Regions from separate parts of the Homo sapiens genome. Here regions 1 and 3 are each linked to region 2. Evidence: chromatin contacts called from ENCODE Hi-C or POLR2A ChIA-PET data. All regions are on one chromosome and are shown on one strand. Each heading gives the region's core, a stretch centred on a gene start or an enhancer-like site at or near the end of the contact. The rest is flanking DNA. Distances are from core to core; before and after follow the strand shown.

Region 1 (4,722 bases), core at 243-2,742, 830 kb before region 2:
GGGTGACTAAGGCTGAAAGGCACAGATGGAGGATCCCAGCTTCCTCCCTGGCTCTGTCCCCGCCAGGGTATGTGACCTCCAACAGCCCCTCTGGGACTGTACCCACCTGAAGTTGTGGTGGTCCTCCTGGCTTGAAGGGTTTCTCACCCCTGCCCCGCCCTCTCCTCCGCTCAGAGTCAGACTCACAGGGCCACTGGTGGCTCTCCCCATCTTCTCCAGTGCCTCATTTCCCTCACACAGGGAAATCTGTCTCATAGGACCTAGAGTAACGTACAAATATGGAAAATAAAAATACTAAGTGGCCAGGCTCAGTGGCTCATGCCTGTAATCCCAGCACTTTGGAAGGCCAAGGGGGCCAAATCACCTGAGGTCAGGAGTTCGAGACCGGCCTGACCAACATGGCAAAACCCCTGTCTCTACTAAAAATACAAAAATTAGCTGGGCGTGGTGGTGGGTGCCTGTAATCCCAGCTACTTGGAAGCTGAGGCAGGAGAATCACTTGAACCCGGGAGGCAGAGGCTGCAGTGAACCAAGATCGTGCCACTGCACTCCAGCCTGGGTGACAGAACAAGACTCTATCTCATAATAATAATAATAATAAGTAAGACCCAGGTTTCTGTCTGTCTTCATCAGAAGTACAGACCACACAGATGGTTACGAAATTTGCAAGACTTATTTGGGATGATCTGACTTACAATATGGGCCAAGTGACCTTTACAAAATTCGTTTTGCAGGTTTCAGGGGTCCCTCAAACATCTGGGCTGTCATCCTTCGGAGAGACTGGAACTGAGACACAAGGAGAGACCTAGTGATGTGGGAGAGTTAGGAGAAGAAGCAGTGATTTCAAACGCATGCCCCTCACACGGAAGAAGGGCAGGGGGAAAGCCATGCAGGTGTGGGCGTGGCACTTGAGCAGCCTCTCCCATGGGCACCCAGTGGTTAATGCACAATGTTTAGCACGTCGCCCAGGGAGGCCATCCCCTTCCGCTACCCCTTTCATGGCAAATGCTGAAACATCGTTGAAGACTCCTCTCAAGGGTCTCCTCTTCCAGGAAGCCTTCGGTCAGGAATAGGTGCCCCTTCTGGCTCCTCCTAGCCTGAAAGCCAACATGAAATCTCCCTGGGCTGAGCTGAGTCGTCATATTTTGTTGTTGTTGTTGCTGTTGTTTTACTATGCCTGTGAGACAAGTTCAGAGTCATGCTTTTGATCAAGACCAGAAAATATACTACCTTGGCTCCATCAGCATCTTTTCCTCACCACACCCAGAATTTGCCTGTCCCCCGAAGGAAGCTCCAACGGCTGTCAAGCCTGAGCATCCAGACCGTAAAGCAAAGAGAAATGGGCCGGGAGGAATGGAGTGACAGGGCGGGGCCCATTTGCCTAGAGGTGCTTTGGGCTGCCCGGTCACAGAGGGTGACTCACTCCCCCAGACAGGAGGGGAGTGGCACCAGGGGACCATTGGGCTGGGCAGGGGAGCCTTTGTGGTGAGAGCCTGTCCCTGCCTTAAGTGCCTACTGGATCCCGGGAGCCTGGGCTGGGGCCTGGGCACTGCTTCCTCCTTGGCCCCTCAGGCCCTTGGAAGCAGAGAGAGAACCTCTTGCAGATCCCAGGCTCGTCCCCAGCACAGCAGACACCAGGAAGGTGGCCAGAGCCTCACTGAGCCGAACCGACGGCCGCCCACCCACCCAGGCTGGAGCCATGGATAAATTCCGCATGCTCTTCCAGCACTTCCAGTCAAGCTCGGAGTCGGTGATGAATGGCATCTGCCTGCTGCTGGCTGCGGTCACCGTCAAGCTGTACTCCTCCTTTGACTTCAACTGTCCCTGCCTGGTGCACTACAATGCACTCTACGGCCTGGGCCTGCTGCTGACGCCCCCGCTCGCCCTGTTTCTCTGCGGCCTCCTCGCCAACCGGCAGTCTGTGGTGATGGTCGAGGAGTGGCGCCGGCCCGCAGGGCACCGGAGGAAGGACCCAGGCATCATCAGGTGCGGTCCCACACCACTCAGTGACCCATGAGCTTTGCCAGGGGCTCCCCAGCCACCCCACAGGCACTGTCAAGTGCACCCCCAGACCCCAACCATTCTCATTATCAGGGGATTCTCCACCCACCCTACAGGTACTGCCAGGTGCGCCCTCTCCTTTCCCCAACTAGGAATTATCGGCTCACAGAGAGCCACTTGCCAGTTTCCACTCTGGAAACATATTTCTGTTCCTATCGTTTGTCACCTTTCCGTGGCCAGTGCTGTAAACATAGGAATGACACAGGATTCCCAATTACCCAGGCCACTCTAGGGGCTGCGGGAAAACTTCCTCTTTGCCCTCTGAAGCTCTGCTGAAAATCAACTGACAAAAGGCAGATTAATAAGAGAAAAGGCATACAAATTTATTTGATTACCGTTTTATGTGCCACAGAACCTTCAGAATAAAGACCTAAAGATACAGAGGAAATGGTTCATTTTTATGCTTAGGTTCAACAAGGTTTGGATAGCCACGCAGAAATAGAATTGGATTAAAAAAGGGATGAACTGATGTTATAGACGGAGTGGGGAAACTCAGCAAGGCCATCTAGGTTCTTCTTGGCCTCTCTATACAGTGTTCCTTTCTCCCAGACACGGGGCAGGACCCTCTCTAGAAGGGAGTCTTATGATCTACAATGAAACTAGGTAGGTCAGATCATTTCTTTACGGCCAGTTTTCAGACAGAAAGGCGGGGGGAAATTAGAATCATATTTTTAGGTTTTATGGTGGCAGCTTTGGAGAAAAGGAGTTCTGGTTTCTATGACCCACCTTGGGGAAGATGGATTCTAGTTTCTATGGCTAGCCTTGGGGGAAAATAAGGAGCCAGAGATTGGGTGGGGGGGCCAGGCGCGGTGGCTCTCACCCGTAATCCCAGCACTTTGGGAGGTCGAGGCGAGTGGATCACCTGAGGTCAGGAGTTCGAGACCACTCTGGCCAACATGGCAAAACCCCCATCTCTACTAAAAAATATAAAAAATTAGCTGGGCGTGGTGTTGGGCACCTGTGGTCCCAGCTACTCAGGAGGCTGAGGAAGGAGAATCGCTTGAACCTGGGAGGCAGAGGTTGCAGTGAGCTGAAATCGTGCCACTGCACTCCAGCCTGTGCGACAGAGCAAGACTCAAAAAAGACAAAAAAAGAAAAGAAAATGCTAAAGCCACCACTGCCTAGAACATATTTACAGCTCACACTGGGTAGGCCATGCACGCACACACCTGGCACACACCATTGGATGTTTTGTGTACAATCCAATTCAGAAACAACATCTGCATCCGGTGCACCCTCAGCCTCTGTTCCATGTTCTCAGGGATCACATCTCCCTGCAATTCAGCTGTGCAGGGTGGGTCACAGGCACTGGGTGTGTCCTTGGCCTTTTCCTCTGGGGTCCAGTGGGCACAGCTCCACTGGGCTCCTGTCCTGTGGCCAATACCCAGTCGAGGTCACTACAGGCAGGGGCAGAGTTGATCTGGAAAGGCGCCTGAGGCCGGTCAGAGGGTGGGCTCCTGGGATGCCTTGTGGGTAGGGGTGTTAGAGGTGCTGCTTTTGGAGGGTTACTGGGCAGGGCTGTCTTAGCTTAGGCTCTCCTCCAAAAGCAGGCTCTGAAAGAATGTGATAATGAGTGGGCAACTGGGGCTTAATCCTTCAGGGGACCCCCTAAGGGCATGCATAGAACACATCTCAGAATTTTCCCACTGAGGATTTAAGAAGCTGGGATATTTATCCACAAGGCCCCATCCCTCTGGGGTTGAAGGTTGATTTGGGGGTTAACTTTTCAGTGCTTCCAGCCTACCCCTCTCTGGAGCAAAAAATCCTCCAAAGCCCCAGGGGCAGAACAATGCAGATGCTTGAGGTAGGAGGCCCTCAGGCCCTCCAGGTGAATAGAACCAGCCACTGCACCCACAGATGCCTCTGGCATGGGCAGGGCACCAGCAGTGTCTGCTGTAAGGCCTAGGGCAAGAGGAATACCAAGTCCTCAGTGCTCCAGTCCTGGGGATCCCAGGGGCCCCTGCCCTCCTTTCTGCCTGTCTCTGTCACTGGGACCTCTACACTGGGAGCTGCAGTCTGATGTAACCCAGCCTGGGACTTCCCAGCAGTCCATCCTTGCACCTCCCCTGCTGCAGCTGACTTCCAGCTGCCCCTTGACCCCCCTCCTTCCTCTGCTGCCAGGTACATGTGCTCCTCTGTGCTGCAGAGGGCGCTGGCCGCCCCCCTGGTCTGGATCCTGCTGGCCCTCCTTGACGGGAAGTGCTTCGTGTGTGCCTTCAGCAGCTCTGTGGACCCTGAGAAGTTTCTGGACTTTGCCAACATGACCCCCAGCCAGGTACAGCTCTTCCTGGCCAAGGTTCCCTGCAAGGAGGATGAGCTGGTCAGGGATAGCCCTGCTCGGAAGGCAGTGTCTCGCTACCTGCGGTGCCTGTCACAGGTAACTGGGGTGATCCTCCCCCGGCCCTTGCACCCTCACAAATCCCCCGCATTGGTTCTGGAGTGGGGTGAGGGGGTGGTGAGGAGGGACAGATGATGGGCTCAGCCCATTCCCAGGAGGCAGGGAAGTGCTGGAGACCACTGCTCTGCCTTGCCTGCGCCCACTGCACACCTTCTTCCCACCCGTGAGAAATAATACTAATCTCCACTTATTGAGCATTTATGTGCCAGGCACTGCAGTGAGCATTTTATATGTATTATTTCATTTACTTTGTGGAACAACCA
Region 2 (4,064 bases), core at 1,181-3,680:
GCGGGCAGGCATCCGCCCATCGCCCAGGTTGCTGCCCCTCCCCTGTTCCTTTCAGCCACATCTCCTTTCCCCTCCTCTCATTTTCCACTGCCAATCCCAGGACAGAACTGGACAGCCCTCCTTTCTCCTGCCTCTGCACTTTTCCCGGCCTCCTCCCCCAGCCCTTCCATCTTTATTAATAGCAGCAGCTTCCCAATACTGGGGAAAGTGTGGGCTGTGCCTGCCCTGAACGGGGATGGAGGACACAGGGGGTGGAGGACACACTTCCTTTAAGAAACCAGAGGCCTATCCTGGCACACAAACCCAGGGCTAGTCCATCCGATTGGAAACTAATTATACAGCAAATCGTATTTGCTGCCCCCGCCCCAGCCTGTGGTGGCCCTCCTGCCTTTTGTTGGTTGTATGTGTATGTTTTTTAATTGCTAAACAGTGACTCATTCTGACTGGTCCCCCCACACAGGAAACAGCCCCATCTCCAATCATGCCCTGAACAGAGCTTCCTCATAGCCAGCCTCCGCACTGGCCTCCACTAACCTCCAGGGATCCCCACCCAGAGACACTCCCAGTCCCACCAGAGTGCAGCCTAGCCCCCAGATATCACACCCAGGCCCCAGGCCCCAAGGTGGGGCTTCAGAGAGGACTCCTCGGTGTCAGGCCAACCCCTTCATTTTGGTATGACTCAACCCTGAAAGCCAGAGGACTGGGGAGGGACCTAGGAGGAGCCCCCTCCACTGAAGGGGACGGAAGTATTGCCTCAGTCCAGCTCCAAAACCAGGCCCAGAGGCCTGAGGGGGGAGGCGGTTTGACATTGGCCGCGGCCGCAGGGTGTATACAATGGGAGGGGACGCGGTTCCGTAATCACCCAGCCGGCAGCCCAGGGGAGCCAGCTGCCTGAAACCAGATTTCAAGGCGGCTCAACCTTAAACCCACAGGATTCTTTTTCCGTCTTCCACTTCCCCTCCCCAAATGTGGGAGGGCGGCGAGAGGGCTGTGCTAGGCGAAAGGGCCAGGATGATGAAGACAGATACTTGAAGGCTTGTTCATGCGGCCCGTGCGACACACAGGCACACAGGGCAGCGATTCTCACACAGGGAGAGCCGGCTCTCGGGAGGAATCCAAATAGCGGAGCCGCTGTCGGGGCCTCGCTGGCTGCCCAGGCCCTGTCCAGAGAGACGGCCGGAGTTCTGCTCTCCCTCTGGAAACTCCCCCCACTCCCCCCCCAGTGTGTTTCCAATAGCGCTGAAAACTAACATGGCTGCTTTTGTTTACTTCCTCATTGGTATGCCAGCATCATGGATCATGTCAGCCACAGCAGCGGCACCGGGACACTCATTACATAAACAGCAGCTGGAGAGGCAGGACCGGGGTCACTGCCTCGGTGACTTCCCGTAGGGCCTACAGCAACAAGACTGGGGGAGGGAGCTGCGCACCACAGAAAAGCAACACCCAGACTCTACCCCTGACGGTCCCACACCCCAATCCCATAAAGCACTCAGAAGACGGACCCTGTGCGCACAGGTGCGAGAATGTACCAAGTAGCGACCCGGGGCCCTTCTTCCCAGGACCCTGTCCCCAAACTTTCAGAGAAGAGTTTGGCCAGGGGCCACTGGCCTGATGTCACAAGAGTCAGCCTGTCGGGATGGGTGGTCCCGGGGCGGGAGAGAGGAAGGGACTGTGTGTCTGTGTGTGTGTGTGTGCGCGCGCGCGCGTAGGGTACTTGCCCGGATTTCATTCCTTCGGATCTCCACGTCGCACACCGAGTGTCCCTGATGCGCGCCGCTGTAGTAGCAGCAGTACTGGCACACGGCCACCTGCTCGGCCTCGCAGTGGTAGAGGCGGTAGGCGTTGTGCTGCGGGCAGCTCCAGGCCCGCACGTCGTCCGCCTCCACCAGGAGGTGCCCGCGGGCGGTGGAGGGCTGCTGCAGGTGCGTCTGCACGTGGGACTGGCAGCAGGGCGCCTCGCAGCGCAGGCAGACCTTCTGCGCGGGCAGCGGGGGGCCGCGGCGGCAGAACACGCAGTGCAGCGCCGCCGGCGGCTTCTCCACGTGCAGGGCATTGAACTTCTCCACGATGTTGGTGAGCTTCAGGTTCTTCTCCAGGCCCGGCTTCTGGTTGTAGGCCTGGTTGCACTCTGGGCAGCGTACGAGGCCGCTGTCCTTGGCCCACGCCTCGCCGATGCAGCCCCGGCAGAAGTTGTGTTTGCACGGCAGCTGCACTGGCTCCACGAAAACGTGCAGGCAGATAGGGCAGATGAGCTCCTCCTCGAAGCAGTTCTTCCAATTCTCCGCCATGGCGGCCGCGGGCAGGGGGCCGGGGCAGGCCTCCCCGACTCCCCAGCCCCGGGGGTCCGTCCGGAGCCGCTGTAGGCCCACCGAGCCCCGAGCTCCGGCCCCAGCCGGCCCCGACGGTCGCTCAGTCAGCAGCGCCTTCCGCGTGCCCGCCCCCCGGAGGAGGGAGCCGCGGTCCTCACGCCGCGCGCGCAGCGGGCTGCGTCTCCTCCTCCTCCCGAGCGCCTAGCGGGAGGCGGCGGACTGCGCCAGGGCCGCGGCCGGGACTCCAGCCTTGGAGGGGAGCGCCGGGGTCCAAATTCCATATAAGAGGCCGCCTCCCCGTCGGCGCGGCTAGGGCAGTGGCGGCCCGCGGCCTGCGCTCGTCCCCGCGGCTGACATTGGGGCGCGCCCCGCGGCAGACGGAGCTTGGGAGCAGCACACTTCTTCCGGCGGCGGCGGCAGCGGCGGCTCCTGCCTGGCTCGTCGGCGCCGCACCTCCCTCGCAGGGGCCGGAGCCCGGGGTCTGCGGGGCCAGGAGGCGAGGGCGGCCGCGCCGAGGGCTGCTAGATCCGGACGGGGCGGGAGGGGCAGGCCGGCGGTCCCCGGGCCACGGTGCAGGCGTCCCCCGGCTGGCTGGCCGGGCGCGGGCTGCGGGGCGCGGGCGGGCCGACTCCGGGGCGCTGCGTGCGCGCAGGGGCAGTCATTCAGATGAAATTCCAGTCCCCGGCCAGAGACACCAGCCCGCCTCTGCCTTCCTCCTCCCTTCACAAATAGAAACGGAAGGGGGAGGGAGAGAAGTGGAAAAAAAGGCAACCGGCGAGGGAGGGAGGGAGAAGCCCCGGCGGCGCTCCGGCCTGACCCCCGGGCGGCTACTTCTGCGCTCCCCCGAGGCCCGGCGCCCCCGCCGCGGAGAGACCCCGCGCGCCCGTCTCCGCGCTGGGCGGGCGCCCGGGCTCTGCCGAGGAAAACAAGGATTGATCAAACTAGAAAGGAATTTTTCTCAACTGCTAATGAACAGGAGGCTCGGCTCCCGGCCCTCCCCTCCCCTCCCCCGGCCCTCCCCCTTCGCCCCCCCGGCCCCCTCCTCCCCACTTTCTTTTCTTCTCGGCCTCTGCTGGGGCCTGGAAGGCTCGGGGCTGCGGTCGGAGCCAGCCTGCGGCGGCGGGGCCAGGCCGAGCCGCCACCCTCAGCGCCCAGCCATCTTGGGCTCCGCGGCGGCGGCCGGGGTCTGGGCGCGCTCGCTGAGGGCCCCGCGGCGTCCTCTCGCTCCTGATTCTTTTTTTTTTTTTTTTGGTGGGATTTTTTTTTTTCCAAGGGGAGGGCTGGCGGCCTCCAACAAATTAGGAGAGAGAGAGGGAGAAAATGCCAAGTCCCGATTTCTCTCCACCTCTGCTCCACCCACCCCGGTCCTGTCCAAAAAATAAAAGAAGATGAGAATTGGAAGAAGTCGGCAGAAAGGCGAGAGCCCGCGGTCCCCGGCTGCTGCCCAGGCGACGCGTCCGGGGCGGGCCCGCACCCGTTGCTCGGTCCGAGGTCCGTCTGTCTGCCCGCGGCTTCTCAAGGGAGGGGAGGGCGCTTCGGGCAGGGTCTCCGCAGCCGCTGTCGCCTCAGAGCTTTATCCTCAGATCAAAAAAGAAAAAACAGGAAGAAAAAAATCCCAACCCCAACACTCTCATCACAGCCACCTTCAGCCATCTTGCGCGTATTATTATTTCAGGAATAATCTGTTTAATAAAAATACCTGCGTATCCAGCCCCTCCCCCGCGTCCTGGGGTCCCCGCCCCCTTTTAATAA
Region 3 (4,412 bases), core at 811-3,310, 740 kb after region 2:
ATTCATATTTTGAGACTCTGCTCAAGCACCCTGTCCTTCAGAATGTCCTTTCTAAGCCTGCAGGTTGGGCTAAGCACCCCTCCTCTGTGCTTCCATGATACCTTTTGTCTACTCTTTGTCTGCCTTAGCCTTTACCACATCATAATGAAATTATCTGTCTGTCGTGTGTGTCTTTTCCATTTATGAACTCCTTGATCTCTGGGATTTATTTTATTCACAACCTTCATTGCCTAGCGTAGTGCCTGCACATGATAGGTATTCATATGTTTGTCAAACAAACTGAATTATCAAGAGTCACTGGCAGTGCTGGCAAACCTTTAGCTTCAGATACTGTAGAACTTCCTTCTAGGGACAGAGATTCCTTGACTATATGAGAAAGCAGTCAATTTGCAGAGTAAGAGAGGAGAAAATATAGAAGTTCTGTTTCTAAAACAGTGCTTATAGCATAAACAAAGTTCTTTAATTACTTTAAAACTAAATTTCTCCTTTTGGTAGCGTCACCTTTCAGGAGGAAGAAAACTTACTGCTCTTTCTGGTATATTGAAGAGATGGCAGCTAATAACCTCTTTGTGAGCATAAAACAATTATACCAGCCTCCTGTGGAGACAATCTGCCAGAGCCAACCGCCTCACCCTCCGCATGGGCTTCATTTTCTTACTCTGGAATCTCATCGACTCTCCCCTAAAGACCTTCATCTTGTTGCACTATTATGATGAATGTTTGGAGCTGGCTCTCACCCCCTGCTTTACTAGCTATTACTGGAGGTGCCGTCAAAGAATCAGGCCCCAAATTTATCCTCCCATTAAGTCCTCTCCTGGGCAGCGCTGCTTGGTTCTGAGTAGCAGTCATCTAGTTTCCCCTCCTTTTCCCACCTCCCGCTGCCTTTGAATGTAAGGAAACTGCAGGCCCTGTTGCAGACAAAGAGCTGTGGTAGAAAGTAAGGTTGCAAATCACTTTCTACCACAGCTCTTTGTTTGCTCTTGTTCTAGACCTGAAGAGAAGTGCGCACGTATGAGTGCCTGTGCGTGCATCTGCTGTGAGACCTCCAACATCATTTTCTGTCACAAGCCCAGCCCAGAAGTGCCACAAGTGACATTTCTTCAGTTGGTTGGTTGTATCTGTCTCCCAGCAATGTCTTTAGGATTTCTTCTCCATAATAAGTTAGAGATGTATCGGTTTCTGGACACAGGGACCTTACCTACTTCTGTCTATTCATATCTGTTCCTCTGAGTAATAGACATATGGTCTTTGGCTTTTTAAACTAGTTATATGATTTTTTGAATTTGTCTCACAGCTACTCTTAACAGCCTTCCCCTTGTGAGAGTTTCTGTTGAATAAAAGCTTTCTGGGTCTCTGATGTAGTTGGTTGGCATTTGGTCAATTTGGGGCTTTCATTTTGACTCTCAAAATTATTTGCAGAAAGAAATAGGGCCAAAAGGTGCTTCAAGTGCCATTTGTAAATCTTAGGATAATTGATAAGTATTCATTTATTCTAGCAAGCAGTGGATTTTGTTAAATAATAGATACTGATTAGGTCTCAACAAATCTGACCCTGTTAGCTTTGGTGCTAACTCATTAATAAAGCTGATGTTGAGGCTGCCATTAACATTAGAAAAGCGATGTTCCCTAGTAATATTTCTTTCCTTGAGGAGAAACTATTTTGCAATGAAGTTTTAACTTCTTCCCTTTTCAGAGAGACTATCAACTTCACTTAGGCAGAACGGTTCAATACTTTGGGCAGCTTGTTTATTCTTTATTTACTTCTTGATTTACCAAACTATCCCATTTTCTTTACCTCACTGACATAACTGCTACCCAGCCCCCCTGCTTTCTCCCATCCTCTCTACCTCTCAAGCCTCCCTTCTGTAGCCAACCCTACCACCTGCCACAGTATCCACACCCAGGCTTCTTATAGGAAGCCATCTCTGTGAGGGTCTGTCTGAAAGCAACATAAGTCAGTGCTGGAGCAGGTGAAAGCAGCCTGCTTTTTCAGAGCTGACGAGAAGGGCGAAGCTCTCTGTCACAGTGGGTGGGTGAGCAGCTAGGGCCGAGTAACGCCACGTCTCAGTGGTTAGCACCTGCAGGCTCAGAGCTGACAGTGCACTGTAATAAGATTCATCTTTGTTCACTTAACTGATGTGGGCTTTATGGTAAATGTTCGTTTGCTTAATTACTTTGGCAGACTTGCTGATTGCCTTTCCTGAGGAGTTCTAAAAGGTCCCCCTGGGATGGAGTATAAGCCTGTTTCCGTGTCTTTTAATTTCATTCTTTTCCTGGAGTACTTGAAAACCAGTACGTGATCCATATGGCCCACCCTCTCATCTCTCCTGTATGTGAACATCAGGACCACTGCTATCTAGTATGGAATCCATATGGCCCACACTGGACCACTGGGAAATCTTGACAGGTTTCTTCCTCCTTTGTGCACATGAGATCCTCCTCCTCCACCACTGAGGTATTATGTATGGCTCATCTAGTCTAGTTTAGGATTCATATGCCTCTTTTTCTCTAACTGGCATGGGATCCACAGAATATTTCCCTCCTTCCTCAGTCTAGCATGTGATCCACTAAAATAATTTCCCTTTATTTTTAGAGACAGGGTCTTGCTCTGTTGCCCAGGCTGGAGTACAGTGGCATGATCACAGCTCACTGTAACCTCAAACTCCTGGGTTCAAGCAATTCTCATGCCTCATCCTCATGAATGGCTAGGGCTATAGGTGTGCACATTATGCTGGCTAATTTAAAAAAAATTTTTTGTAGATATGGGGGTCTCACTATGTTGCCCAAGCTGCTCTTGAACTCCTGGCCTCAAGCAGTTCTCCCACCTGGGCGTCCCAAAGTGTTGGGATTACAGGCATAAGCCACTGTGACCAGCCAATTCGCCTTTATTTTTGAAGTGACGGGAAAAGAAGACTAGTCAATTGCTCATTTTCTTGCTCTCCCATGCTTAAAATTTAAGTGTCTTATAATAAATTGATTAATTGGGCTAATGGGAATGAGGTGTAATTAAAATATTTCAGGTTTTTGTCTCATGCCAGTTTTTAAAAAGTTCTTAATTCATATTCAAGAGATTGGAATGTTCACCATTAATCAAAATTAGATCAGTTTTGGGGGTTTTGAGCTTATCTCCAGTGCTTCAGAATTCCTCTTAGGTATGTGTTAGGATTTTCTTATGTTCTGAAAAGGGACAGAACATCTAATACACATTTTCTTATAGGCCATTTTGTTCCTTTATATTCATTTGGCATTTCTGAGCGTGTAGAGGAGCCTTGCTTCTGGAAATAGGAAATCCAGGAAAAGGGAAATAGGAAAACCAATTCCAAAGATTATTAGAGGTTTTCATTCTGTAGCCCCAGGAACTCTGCCAGTAACTTCGGACCTGCCACTAGAGAACAGAGTAAGGTAGTCAGAAGCACAGAGTGATGGATCTGAGCAACGATAGGATAATCTTATAGGTGTTTTATGTTTAGGAAAGTTTTGGAGCCTCTTTTCATTTATTGAAAGATTTAATAAAAAGTAGACATAAGGGGAATGGATTAAGTGATGATGCCTTTTATGGAAATGTAGATGGTCCATTTGACTTTTGTGGTTCTTTCAACACTTGTGGTTCATTCTTCTCCATTTACATTGGATCATTGGGTAAAGTAAGCAACTAGATGCACTGGTCAGTAGTTTATCCTTCTTGCTGGTTGTCAAAATGCCTTTTATACTAACTAAGGTTCCATTTTTGTGTCTTTGGTCCTGAAAAGAATGGCCACAGGGACAGTAGTATAATTTATGGAGGGAAATAATTGTCCTGAAAGGGTTAAGACCTAAACCTTAGGGGGTAAGTTAGAAGGATAATCCTAACAGGTCAGTTGCTGATGTTTTGATTAGATAGTTTCAAAGTGAAAAGGTTAGAAGGTATTCTTACTTGAGGTTTTATTTTGTTTAATGTTAATCAGCAGAGTCTTTGAGGCTTGTAATGCACTTCTGTTAACAGGCATCAAGGGAAATTGCTTTTTTTGTTGTTGGTGATTTGGGTGGGCTGAAGATTCATTGACTCCATGAAGAAGGAAGCTTAGTACTGCATGAAATGGGAGTCTGTGAGGCAATTCTGAAGGTGAAAGAAATGTTAGTTTAAAATTAAATAACTCAACCTCAGATGAACCATTTTAACTACTGCCACATACACTCAGTCATACCTTTACCCCTTCTCAAAAGCCAGTATTTTACCTGTATGCCTGAAGGTTTCCCAGGTAAAAGCAATTACGAATATGATGGTTTTCTTGTCTTTAATCTCAGATACCTGAGAACATACTCTGTAGTATATTGCATAGTAGTATATCACTGGACTGGTCTAGGAAAAGGGAAGCTGCCTTGGGGGAAAAAAAATTCCTTAGGGCTAGTTAGATGGTATACAGGAAAACAGA

Evidence for each region. A loop is a pair of places that touch in the nucleus more often than their neighbours do. ChIA-PET counts read pairs that join two places held with the same protein, here RNA polymerase II (POLR2A). Pooled maps may share reads with other maps.
Region 1: a map with no recorded cell type shows a loop between it and region 2 (4-fold over the local background). The contact joins the promoter of CALHM3 here to the promoter of TRIM8 in region 2. A Hi-C loop is called at or near these places in 10 of 37 single-sample maps with no recorded cell type and 6 of 50 pooled maps.
Region 3: a loop to region 2 is called in a pooled map, with 5 times the contacts of the local background. The contact joins the enhancer-like site here to the promoter of TRIM8 in region 2. A Hi-C loop is called at or near these places in 1 of 37 single-sample maps with no recorded cell type and 3 of 50 pooled maps. POLR2A ChIA-PET finds 5 or more read pairs at or near these places in 1 of 52 experiments (activated CD4-positive, alpha-beta T cell).

The regions. Positions count from the first base shown.
Region 1 is chr10:103,476,010-103,480,731 of GRCh38, reverse strand. It overlaps CALHM3 (calcium homeostasis modulator 3), which reads left to right and starts at 1,492. Exons shown (of 3, transcript NM_001129742.2): 1 at 1,492-1,986; 2 at 4,183-4,438. The coding sequence starts at 1,700. It overlaps NEURL1-AS1 (NEURL1 antisense RNA 1), which reads left to right. Exons shown (of 4, transcript NR_120675.1): 4 at 735-1,129. RefSeq lists enhancers at 2,934-3,828, 3,829-4,722.
Region 2 is chr10:102,642,845-102,646,908 of GRCh38, reverse strand. TRIM8 (tripartite motif containing 8) reads right to left here and starts at 2,430. Exons shown (of 6, transcript NM_030912.3): 1 at 1,722-2,430. The coding sequence starts at 2,291. TRIM8-DT (TRIM8 divergent transcript) reads left to right here and starts at 3,720. Exons shown (of 1, transcript NR_186489.1): 1 at 3,720-4,064. RefSeq lists silencers at 779-995, 2,281-3,260, 3,341-3,440, 3,711-3,770 and enhancers at 1,171-1,270, 2,051-2,180, 2,282-3,037, 3,038-3,792.
Region 3 is chr10:101,899,164-101,903,575 of GRCh38, reverse strand. All of the region lies in intron 23 of ARMH3 (armadillo like helical domain containing 3), which reads left to right. Among named protein-coding and RNA genes, the nearest start is that of KCNIP2, 58 kb to the right of the region's middle. RefSeq lists enhancers at 447-1,110, 1,110-1,269. Within about 2 kb of position 2,060, at least 3 of the 41 ENCODE cell types and tissues checked have a DNase peak (open chromatin) inside an H3K27ac peak, as active enhancers do.